Linked DNA regions of Homo sapiens: region 1 is linked to region 2. The links are chromatin loops, found by intact Hi-C in ENCODE. Cell type or tissue: heart left ventricle. All regions are shown on one strand. Each heading gives the region's core, and the rest is flanking DNA. Links, peaks and the distances in the headings are about the cores only. Region 1 overlaps SH3RF2 (SH3 domain containing ring finger 2). Region 2 overlaps LARS1 (leucyl-tRNA synthetase 1).

Region 1 (2,918 bases), core at 186-2,685, 71 kb before region 2:
GAGACAGGACCATCTCAATTTAAAAAAAAAAAAAAAAGGAAAAGAAAAACAATGAGCTCAGGAAGGGACAAAACCAAGCTCTTGGACCTTGCATTTTTAGGATATGTGATCCTTTACCCAAAAATAATGATAGCTAACAGACATGCGGCATTTATCATATTCCAGGCACTATCCTGATACTTTGCACACCAAATAGAATGCAATCCTCACAGCAGCCCAATGATGTACTGTTATTATCTCCAGCTTACAAACGAGAGAACTGAGGTGCAGAGAGGTGACGTGACTTAACTCATCCCAGGCTTTCCAGGAGGAGGTCTGATTCCAGATCCTCTGTCATGAGACATTGCAAAGCCCATCCTCACAGCCCTAACTGTGGAATAACCTTTCCAAATTTGCCTTTGTCTGCTGTTGTGCTTGCCTAGCCCTTGCCACTCACCCTTTCTCCCTGCAGCCCCCGACAAAAAGCAACCCCCACCTGCCACATGCCTAAAGCTTCTGTCAAGATTTTCACAGCAAGTCGCTGGGCAGAGTTTTCCTCTCTCCTCCTCTCTTTCTCCTTTTCCTCTCTCTCATTCTTCTCGGTTGCCTCTCCTTTGTGTTTCTCAATGTCTTCTATTTCCTATCTCTGATTCTGTCATGTGTTTCCTATTTGGTCTGACTGCCTCTGTGTCTGCTTCACGCGCGCGTGTGTGTGTGTACGTGTGTGTGTGCGTGTGTGTGTGTGTATCACAAGGCAAATGGAAGCAATATACCTTCTGACAGCCCCCCTACACACATACACACATACACACTCACACACACCATTCAGCCAGAGAGATATTTGCTGCCAGCATCAGCAAACAGCACTAAAAAAAGAATAAGGTCACCTTTGAAAGACCCGGAGAGAATGTGAGTGCAGTCAGATTAGGAAAGCGCTTGTCTATTCTGGGATATCAGGAAGCACTGCTTACCCAGCCCCACCCAACCTACTGCCAGCCGCCCCTGCTGCTGATCTCTCTGTCCTATAATTCCCCAGATGGATCCCTGCAGAGACCCCTCCAGTCCGGGATCCCCACTCTCGTGGTAGGCTCCCTCAGACGCAGCCCCACCATGGTCCTTCGGCCTCAGCAGTTCCAATTCTACCAGCCACAGGGGATCCCCTCCTCCCCCTCAGCCGTGGTGGTGGAGATGGGGTCCAAGCCTGCCCTCACGGGGGAGCCCGCCCTCACGTGCATCAGCAGGGGCAGTGAGGCCTGGATCCACTCCGCGGCCAGCTCCCTCATTATGGAAGACAAAGAAATCCCCATCAAGAGTGAGCCTCTGCCAAAACCGCCCGCATCTGCCCCACCATCCATCCTGGTGAAACCAGAAAACTCAAGAAATGGCATCGAAAAGGTAGGATCAGAGTGACATTGGGGGCCCAACTCTTTCGATCCCGTACTATGCATAGTGTCTCAGCTCAGAGATTTTAGTGTTGGTGAACAAGGAACCAAAATTGCAGCCTCGAAAGAATCCTCACACATAACACTCCTCCTCCCCAACTCCCCACTGAGCCATGGCCAACATCCCCAACATCACCCACGCCCTCCCTACATGTGTTACTGATTCGCCTTTATGTTTCCTGAATATTTTATACATCTTTTGAGGCCCAAAAGTGGCTTGAAAAAAAAGCATGACTTTGGCATTAGATGAATCTTGCTTTGAATTCTAGCTTTGCTGCTTGCTAGCTGGGTGACTTTGGTCAAAATACTTCACCCTTCTGAGTCACTTAGTTTGCATAATCTGTAAAATGGAGGTAGAAAGAGTAATGGCCACACAGTAATGGAGTGGAGATTAAACGAGATATGTGAAGTGCTTACATAGGGTTTGACACATAATTATGCATTGTATAAAAGGGGCAACTGAGGCACAGGATAATGTAAGTGACATCGAGGTCACACTGAATGATAATGACTCCAACTACCTTATTGTGACCTCTGTGGCAGACGTCAGATCTGTTAACTTCTAGTCCAGGATATTTCCCACTAGAAGACGTGAGAGTTTTTGTAAAAGGCTTATGTTCTCAATAATATCCTTGAAGCAGGAGGAATAGTGGGAAGAGAGGACAGTAAGAAAGTTAGGTGATGCTTATTGCTGTCTTAATTTATGAACATCACCATCATCACATCATCGCCATCACCACCTCCATCACCACCGCCATCAGCATCATTCCACCATCATCGTCCATTCCCCTCAGAACGGAAAGAGGATGCGATTCCCCCATTGGTTAACCAGTTATCGAATACTAACAAGCTGGCAGGCACTGTGCTGAGTACTTCATGTGTCCCATATATTTAATCCTGACAACAACCCTCTCAAATAGGCATTAGTTTCATCCTCATTTTAAAATTAGGAAATGGCAGCTCAGGGAGTTAAAGAACATTACCCAAGACCGCACAGTTGACACATACGTGTGGAGTAGAATCCAGATCTGATGCAAAACTCATGCTCTTACTGCTAAGCTATCAGCTCATAGGGAAAGGTATTGGAAAAAGCACTGACATATATAAAGGTTGGGAGTTCTTATTCTGAATTATAGAAATAATTCAGAGTTTTCTAGGCCCCAGTTGCCCATTACTCCAAGCTTTTAGATACAACTATAAGCATTTCATAAATGCCCAGACCTTGGCTAGATATTAGGAGGATCAGAACGTATGAAGAAACTCAGATCTTAGTGGGGGATACTAGGGTTGCATTACATGGAAGAAAGACATCATTCCTGAGCAGTACCACAGAACGCTTTATTAGGCCCTGAGATAGAGACTGGCTAAAGCAAATACTGTACCTATGGGTGCCTAGCAGATATATAACAGGCTAGGAGATGTGAAAGGAAAGAGGAAGAGGGGGAATTGGCATAAACTGGAGACCTTGCATCTCATATAAAGGGGGCACTGCTTCTC
Region 2 (2,918 bases), core at 278-2,777:
AGCATCCATTTGTACAAGCATATTAATACCCACACACATATGCTCACTTTCAAAGAAAATTATGTAATGCTAATTTGCCTAAATTTAATCATTATTATATAAATTATGCATACACTCAGTTTTTATCCTGCTAATACATCCAGTATTCAAGTACGGTTATTTGGTATATAGATCATGAGCACATTTCTGTATTGTTCATGCATTTAAAAATACAAAAGAGCCTAGCTAATATGGCTGGAAAGGAGTTATTAAACCAGCCAATCTATTTATCTGTAAGCCTGGGAGAAATAACTGAATTTATATTCATAGTAAGAATGCTACTATCCCTGAATATTAAGTCCTATATATGCCAGAAGTTTTATATAAAACAAGAATACTTACACAAATATACACAAATATACACCTATATCTTTGTTTTTAAGCAGCTCATAACAATTGTTTATATCTTTCTCAATATTTTCACCTTTTAAAAATATGTATGCACTGTTGTGTATATAAATAAGGGCACATATATCCATCTGAATAGGAGATAGCTCTGGTTTAACCCGTCATAATTATGATGCTGAATCCAGCATTACTCTTGAATTACTCACTTTCAGACTTTCTCTCTTAAGTAACAATATTAGCACAACACTTATTTAATGAAGCCAAAATCAAAACCACTCGAAACATTTTAAATGCATGAAGGTACCTTTCCCAGGAGTGTCCAGATGTGCTCACACAAATGTGGACAGAATGGAGCGAGGAGAAGTGTCTGAACTTCAATAAACCGGAACACAAGTTCTCTGTGCATCCCTTCCACAGCCAATTCACGGTACTTATCTTTTGCGGCCTATAAAATTTGAAATTATTTACCATTTCCCTCACCTTCTTTAAAATAAAAATAAAGGGAAAAATTGCAGTATCTTGGTTTTAACACATTTTTAAGTTTCTAGTCTTTTAAAAATCCATAACAAATTACTGTAAAGGTTTTACTTTAAGAATCTGCAAGTATTTATCTTTGTCCAAAGTATATGGCAGTTTTATACTAATAATTCTCAAAAAAAGAATTTTTTTACAGACAGTTTGTAACTGAGACATAAAAGTTGAACAACTTTAACTGTATATTAAGGGTGACTGCTCTTAGCAGCATATAGGATATTAAATATAAAAAAAGACTATAAATACAACACATTGCTATGCCCAGCCATTTATCCTTATTTAACCACAACTCTGAAAACCAAGTTATATAAAACTCAATGTGATATTTTACACAGCTCATTGCGTAAAGCTACATTTTTACTTTAAGCACTTTAAATGCCAAACTTGAGGAAATACTGACACCTTGTGGAAAACCTCAGAAAACGCTTGCTCTCAAATTAATGGCAATTAATTACAATTTTGCCTTTGTTTTTATCAATTTTGAAATGTTTTCCTGGAAAGTATAGCTGAATTTTAGATTTAATCTCCTTTATATTAATGCTCATAGCTTAACTAGGAGCAGAATTATTAAATTAAATGGACACAATAGAAAAAATACCAAAGATAATAACTTAAAATCACAATTTATTGAAGAATTTAAAATTTTTCTGGCAGGATTTTCAGTCTACACTTTAGGCGAGTAATTGTGCTATAGCAGGAAGAAAAAAGGGGGAAAATACATAATGTTCACATTGACATGTTTTATAGCTACCAAAAGAATCAACAGCCTACCTGAAACTCAAAAAACCCTGTTTTCAAAGCTTCTTTAAACATCATCTTTTCATAGTTTTGATCTGTTTTTATAATTCCTGCATTCAATTCACTATTGAATACGGGGAAAAAAAGGTTATTGAGTTTAAAGGCACTTATACATAGCTATAAAAAACTGCTGCATACACAAATTTAAAATACTGCTTTTTAATATACAAATTTGAAATACTGCTCATTTAAGCAGTAAAATGAGAACAATGCCCAGAACATTTAAAACTGCTCAACACAACACCATCTTTGCGTTCCTTAAAACAAATTACTGCAATCTCTCTATTGTCTATCCATCCTTAAGTACTGTCATCTGACACTGCTTAGGGCTCCTGTTTATGACAATAAATGATGCTTCTTCAGAAATTTCCTGATGGACACTTTATTCTTATAAAGCCCAAAATGCAACATGAAAATAGCCTAACTAAGGTTGTAGCCAAGTTTTTTTTTTTTTTTTTTTTTTTTTTTGAGACAGGGTCTCTGTCACCTAGGCTAGAATGCAGTGGTATGATCACAACTCACTGCAGCCTCAAACTCCTAGGCTCAAAGAATCTTCTCACCTCAGCCTCCCAAGTACTAGGACTACAGGCGCAAGCCACCACACCCAGCTAATTTTTTTTTTTTTTGTAGAGACAGGATCTCACTTTGTTGCCCTGGCTGGTCTCAAACTCCTGGGCTCAAGCAATCCTCCCACCTCAGCCTTTCAAAGTGCCTGGTTTACAGGCGTGAGCCACAGTGCCTGGCCATAGCCAGGTTTTAATTATTGCATTTACAATAACTAATACTGGATATCAGAAAAAAATTTTCTCATACCAATCCAGGTTCTTCTTAATTTGGCCTAATCTGGCCCCAACCTGTTTCATTTCCTACCTCTGCCCACAAGATAATGTACTTCAAATAAATATCAGACCCTTTCCATGGCTTATCCACACTTTCTCCTCTCCCTGAAAACATTGTTTATTTTTCAAGAAACCCAGAATTTGGCCGGGCGTGGTGGCTCACGCCTGTAATCCCAGCACTTTGGGAGACTGAGGCAGGTGGATCACAAGGTCATGAGTTCGAGACCAGCCTGGCCAACACAGTGAAACCCCATCTCTACTAAAAATACAAAAAATTGGCCAGACGTGGTGGCAGGCACCTGTAATCCCAGCTAGTAGGGAGGCTGGGGCAGAAGAATAGCTTGAACCTGGCAGAGGCTG

What was found. A loop is a pair of places that touch in the nucleus more often than their neighbours do. Peaks named below come from ENCODE experiments on the same cell type or tissue, not always from the same donor. Only the 100,000 strongest peaks of a DNase experiment are listed, where the experiment ranks them.
Region 1: a loop joins it to region 2, with 6 times the contacts of the local background. A loop is called at or near these places in 10 of 110 quality-filtered maps.

What each region holds. Positions count from the first base shown.
Region 1 is chr5:146,058,851-146,061,768 of GRCh38, forward strand. It overlaps SH3RF2 (SH3 domain containing ring finger 2), which reads left to right. Exons shown (of 10, transcript NM_152550.4): 9 at 1,016-1,374. All of the region lies in intron 1 of LOC107986458 (a long non-coding RNA gene), which reads right to left. Among named protein-coding and RNA genes, the nearest start is that of PLAC8L1, 45 kb to the right of the region's middle. In heart left ventricle, for the core only: a CTCF peak has its summit at 1,177; DNase peaks (open chromatin) are centred at 688 and 1,181; H3K4me3 peaks cover 2,500 bases; H3K27ac peaks cover 2,500 bases.
Region 2 is chr5:146,129,327-146,132,244 of GRCh38, forward strand. LARS1 (leucyl-tRNA synthetase 1) reads right to left here. Exons shown (of 32, transcript NM_020117.11): 24 at 1,693-1,783; 25 at 692-832. Among named protein-coding and RNA genes, the nearest start is that of PLAC8L1, 25 kb to the left of the region's middle. In heart left ventricle, for the core only: a CTCF peak has its summit at 1,332 (motif pointing left); no DNase peak of the experiment used is centred there.